Regions from separate parts of the Mus musculus genome. Here region 2 is linked to region 1. Evidence: chromatin loops called from intact Hi-C (ENCODE). Cell type or tissue: left cerebral cortex. All regions are shown on one strand. Each heading gives the region's core, and the rest is flanking DNA. Links, peaks and the distances in the headings are about the cores only.

Region 1 (2,916 bases), core at 217-2,716:
TTGGGAACAAAACACCCATGGAAGGAGTTACAGAGACAAAGTTTGGAGCTGAGACGAAAGGATGGATCATCTAGAGACTGCCATATCCGGGGATCCATCCCATAATCAGCATCCAAACACTGACACCACTGCATACACTAGTAAGATTTTGCTGAAAGGACCCTGATATAGCTGTCTCTTGTGAGACTATGCTGGGGCCTAGCAAACACAGAAGTGGATGCTCACAGTCAGCTATTGGATGGATCACAGGGCCCCCAATGGAGGAGCTAGAGAAAGTACCCAAGGAGCTAAAGGAATCTCAACCCTATAGGTGGAACAACAATATGAACTAACCAGTATCCCTCCCCCCGCCTCCCCGCCCCCCGGAGCTCGTGTCTCTAGCTGCATATGAATCAGAAGATGGCCTGGTTGGCCATCAGTGGAAAGAGAGGCCCATTGGTCTTGCAAACTTTATATGCCTCCGTACAGGGGAATACCAGGGCCAAGAAGTGGGAGTGGGTGGGTAGGAGAGTCGGGTGCAGGGAGGGTTTGGGGGACTTTTGGGATAGCAGTGGAAATGTAAATGAAGAAAATACCTAATTAAAAAAAAAGATTAAAAAAAAAAGAAAATGTAACATTAAAAAAAAAAAAAAAGATGGGCTAGCCCTGTTTTAAGAGTTGAACTATCTAGAGGTCAGTGGCTTTTATTATACACTTATGATTGTGTGTTCAGAGGGGATATGAATAAGTAAGGTGGTCCTTTTGGTATGAAGACAATTCCTACCTAGAGAATAGCTCAGCTATGAACCATCACCTTTCTTTGTCCTCAGCTGCTGAACAGTGAGTGCCTCCATCCTGATAGAAAGACCTGTGTGGTCCACCACAGTATATGCTGTAAGACCAAGATCCAGGATTCCAGTTTGGGGCTGCAAAAAAGAATGTGGTGGTAGATACCTGAAATATCAGATCAAAAATTGGGAGTCCATACGACGGACAAATGGATGTTGTCAAAACCTCAGCAGAAGTTACAGGATAATTCAGATCATCTTTTCCTGAGCCAAAGCTTTTAGAAACTGGGTATGTTACCTGACTGGGTGTGTTCTGTATGTTCTTTGTCCCATGGAAACACATGGCTTATAAAAGATGCATTCCTTCTTTTTCCCAGCAGGGAATGCAGTTGGTTGACAAAGAAGTGGAGTTTTCAATACAAGACAGTGAGGGCAAATGCACAGGTATGTGTAGTTGCATGGTCCAGCTGGAATTTCTATGCCAGTGCAGAGGAATTTCTTTGAGCTAGACTGGTTAAGGGAAAACTTAGAGAAGAAATGTGACAGAAATTGGTTGCTGAAGGATCAGAATTGGTAGACTTTTACTCTCTATCTTCTCACATCCTACTCTCACAAAAAAAGATTTTTAAATTCCTTTAGGTTCCCTTAGGATTCCTCATCTTAAATATGTTGATTGTCTTCTCATATATGCTTTAAAAGCCAATTATTGGAAAGTCACTTCTAATTTTTAATCCTGAATACTAAAAATGCACACCCCCTGAGATTTCCCTACGTGAATCTATCCTGACTTCACCTCTTTGGTTTCAGAATTTTTTTTTTTTTCTCCAGTAACTTCAGTGTCTCCAGTTGCTAGCTTCTATTTCTTCCTCATTCTCCCACGGGCTCCGAATGCATGAGTCACAGAATTCTGTCCAGCCTGTCAACACTTCTCATCCTTGCACTGACAACAGAGTTAAAGGGTGGCAATAAGGAATCTGTTAAGGAAACAATACCAAGCATTTGCATAGCTGAAGTTTTACACTTTAGAAAACTAGACTTAGGAAGCTCTTAGAGTAGATGACACCAGGACCATGTTATAGAACCTCAGTGTTGGATCAGGAAGCTAGAAAGTCACCTGAGAGTGAGACTGCATGGGGTGTTATAGCCCTGAACTTACACTTTCACGACCATACACAGTGAAAGTGTATGGGTTTCTTGTTGCTGATACTATTAAAACAAATCTGTAGAAATTATTAGGTGTTTAGAACAATTCAGATATATTACTTTATAGGTTAGGGGTCACAAATCTAAAACGGTCTTGCAAGGCTAAAGCATTGTTTGTGTCCTTCCTCAAGACTTTAGGGGAGAATCCATCCCCTGGAGATGTGTTGCCTTGGCTTCTGCTCTAGTTGTTACATCTCCTTCCTTGACTCAGACTCCCTGCCTTTCTGTTAGATGGATTCTTGTGGTCATGATGGATCACATTGTGATTGTGAACCCATGAGGATTGTGTAATCCCATGTATTCCCACCTCCCTGCCCCCCACTTTCAAGATCCATAGCATATTATATCTGAAAGCCCCCTTGTTATATAAGCCACCATGTAGAAGGCTTCAGTGGTTAGATTGAGACATCTTTCAAAAGCCATTATTCTGCCTTTCACACGAGATACCTAACCTTTGTCTTCATTGTCATCTGCATCAGTGAAGTGACAGATAATAGTCCCCCATAAGAGTATTTTGAATTTGGTAAGAAACAACCACATAAATAGCACCATGGTGCCTGGTATTCCCCAGCCAGTGTTATTGCCATGGTGGCCACCATCAGTGACATTGGAGCTGAGCAACATGGAGCAGGGCTTCACCAAAAATGACCTTTCAAAGATGCCCCAAGGAGGCCATTTGGAGAGTGAAGAAGAGACGAGAGAAGAGAACTGAAGCAGCAGCAAGCCTGCTTCCCTGAAGCCCTATGTTGGGGCCTTTGCCCTATGTGAGCGTTTCTAAATTAACTCACTGGGCTTCTGTATCAACATGTGCACGGTTTAAAAAAGCCAAGAGTCTGGAGACCAAGATCACCTTTTGAACTGAGACCTGGTTTCCCTAGTTGATGGCAGGCCTTAGAGATGTTAAGGACTGTGTGCTGATCTGCGGTGGTCTTTCCTCTTCTAAGGG
Region 2 (2,916 bases), core at 299-2,798, 440 kb before region 1:
GATAGAGAAGAAAGGAAACAATGTTACTAGACTGGGAAGCAAAGTGTGGCCAGAGGAGTGTGAAGAGGATGACAAAGGTGTCCCCAGTTTGCTGTCTGAAACTGTAAGCTAGTAACATAAAATGTGTGGGGCTCAGTTTCTCCATCTGTCAGATAAACAGTGAGACAATGTGATCTTGCAAACTTTTTGCAACCTATGAATCCATGGCAAGATTAACCTGGGAAGTCAGAGGCGTGCTACTGACACAGAGCTAGGAACTAGTCTGTGATTTATCTGTGGTTTCAAAAATCTCACATTCTACTTACTTGTAGTTTCTTCTGAGGAGAGCAACAAAGAAAACCTCAGGCCCAGTGGTAGCTTAATAACTATGCCTATGACAAGGTCTCAAAGTTCTCCCATTTTGGTGGTTTCTTTAGAGACTGGTGGCCAAGTGATCTGATTTCCTCACCCACATAGGAGTGAGCTGAGCCTCACAGCTTGAGCTCCTGCTGGAACCAGCTTCTCTAAGTATGTGTGCCAGACAAGTGTCTGACAGTTGGGGCTCCTGTTGCTCACCAGTGAGATATTTAAAACAGGACATAATTTTCCCAGTGTGTGGATAGACAGAGGACAGGGTGGGAGGGTGTGGGGAGAGGCAGGCGCTAAGGGAGGAAACAGTTTTATACTTAGGAAAGAACATATATTTTGCTGTATCACAACTCTCACCAGCTTAACAGAGAAGTGTGTGAAAGATAAAGAGATTGCCATTCTTATAATTTAAAAGTTATTTTGAATGATTTTTCAATTGGTTAATAAAAGCATATTTAAGTTTCTGGACTTCATTTGGATTTGTATGTTTAATAGCATATGTGTATATTTTAGTATAACCATTATTTCTAAAGTGACTTTTTGCACTCTGAGTTAGTACAGTCCTCCCTCCCTCCCTCCCTCCCTCCCTCCCTCCCTCCCTCCCTCCCTCCCTCCCTCCCTCCCTCCCTCCCTCCCTTCCTTCCTTCCTTCCTTGTGCCATATCAGTTCAGAGACTCTTTGCTTGTTAAGTTTCTTCAAGCTGTGTTCAATGGCATATACCTGCAATCTAAGGATCCAGGAAGTTGAGGCAGGAGGACTGAAAGTTGGAGGATAAGGTTGCAAAGGGAACCTGTCTAGAAAAAAATTTTTCCTTTCATACTGTAGCTGTGGAGGAAATAGAACGGGTCTTGAAGAGGGGGAGCAAGAACCGTACACATTTAAATTTTCTGTTCCTGTTAAGTACCAGTAACTTACATACTTCTCATGGTTTACTGCATTGTGAAATCCTAGTGGGTATAGATGTGTAGGGACACAGACTCTAGAAGGCGGGAGTGAGAAGAAGCTAAAGCACTATGATTTCTCCTGCATCTTGTTCCTTTTCTGCTGTGTGGTTGTACAGTGTACATATACTTCCTTAAGGATAGATATTTTATTACTTTACTAAAATGTTCATTGTATTTTAGTAAATTATTTTATTTATCTTCAAGACAATATATGTGAATTTTTCTAGTCATTAGTATATTACTAGATTAAAAAGATTCTTTTTCAAGAGTCAGCATTGTGCTTTAGGAATGTTCATATGTGAATCTCTTCCCCTCCCTCTTTTCCCTCCCCTCCCTCCCTTTCCCTTCCTCTCCTCCCTCTTTCCCCTCCCTCTTTTCCCTCCCCTCCATCCCTTTTTCCCCTCCCCTCCTTCCCTTCCCCCTCCCCCTCCCTCCCTCTCTCCCTCCCTCCCTCCCTCCCTCCCCCTTTGTCTGTCTCTTTGTCACTGTCTCTCTCTGTCTCTCTGTCTCTCTGTCTGTCTGTCTGTCTGTCTGTCTGTCTGTGTCTCTCTTTCTTTTTTTTTCTGCAAGCCAGGTTAGCATTGAACTCTTGAATCTGCTCCCAAGTGTTGGGATTAAAGGTGTGTATCATTACACCTGGTTTGAAGTGATTTCTCAATTATCTGTTTATACTTTGCTTTATATAGATGAATGTATGGATATATTTTTGACACCAAAACCTAGCATTATCCTTTGCTTTTATTGTCCTGACATTTTAAAGAGCCAAATTGTCTAACACCAGACTTTTACTTATTAGCTTCTGATTATATTCGATAAAAATCTTGACAGTGAGTTTTGATAAAGTGCCATCCTTAAGGTCATTAATTAAAAACAAACTATTATACTAGCAATCTGAATATCTCCTTTACAACTTGAAATGTACTTAAAGCATGTATTTTAATGTTGTATGGAGAAAACTGAACATAAAAATTTAGTATATGAAAAATGAAATAAATTTTGATTTTTGTGGTTATTTTGCAGTTTCTAAAGGGCATTTAAAATGTTTTGTTTCAAAAGATTACACAGTTGAGGTGCTTGTAAAAATAACGTTTGCTTAGATACTCTATTTTATGTGTGTGTGTGTGTGTGTATTTTGTGTACATATTTAGAAAGTTATTTTAATTAACGTTTTGTTGAGTGCTGTAGAATGTGATCAATATTGTTTTCTCTTCACTGTCTTCTGCATTATCTTCATCTTGGAGGCCACACTAGGAACCTTGAGCCTTTCACCTCAGTGCTGTGTTCTTGAGACAGCGAAATTGGGGGAAATGTTTGATTAAGGTCATCAGGTGACTTGTGTGTGAGGTTGGTAACATTTTTAATAGTGCTTCACATTGTGATAACTTGTAGAAACTACTTTAGCTGTGGGCTACATGTGGCAGAGTTGATCAAAGGCAAAAATTACGGTTCATTTCAGTTAAAATAGGGTTCAACATGACATCGATGGATTAATATTCCACCATTCTGTGCTTCAGAAGTTTGCTGAGTTTTAGAACTTTCGAAATTTTAAATAATATTGAATGAGTAGCTATGATAGATGTGGCTTTATCTCTGAGCAAAGGCCATTCACTTTCCAAGTCAAGTG

Evidence for each region. Hi-C counts contacts between places; a loop is a spot of excess contacts. Peaks named below come from ENCODE experiments on the same cell type or tissue, not always from the same donor. Only the 100,000 strongest peaks of a DNase experiment are listed, where the experiment ranks them.
Region 2: it touches region 1 in a loop (9-fold over the local background); 1 of 42 quality-filtered maps calls a loop at or near these places.

Annotation. Positions count from the first base shown.
Region 1 is chr19:27,557,146-27,560,061 of GRCm38, reverse strand. No RefSeq gene overlaps it. Among named protein-coding and RNA genes, the nearest start is that of Gm35697, 110 kb to the left of the region's middle. In left cerebral cortex, for the core only: no CTCF peak of the experiment used is centred there; DNase peaks (open chromatin) are centred at 918, 1,284 and 1,669; H3K27ac peaks cover 1,041 bases.
Region 2 is chr19:28,001,267-28,004,182 of GRCm38, reverse strand. The region is part of intron 1 of Rfx3 (regulatory factor X, 3 (influences HLA class II expression)); the gene reads left to right. Among named protein-coding and RNA genes, the nearest start is that of Rfx3, 8.4 kb to the left of the region's middle. In left cerebral cortex, for the core only: no CTCF peak of the experiment used is centred there; DNase peaks (open chromatin) are centred at 511 and 1,278.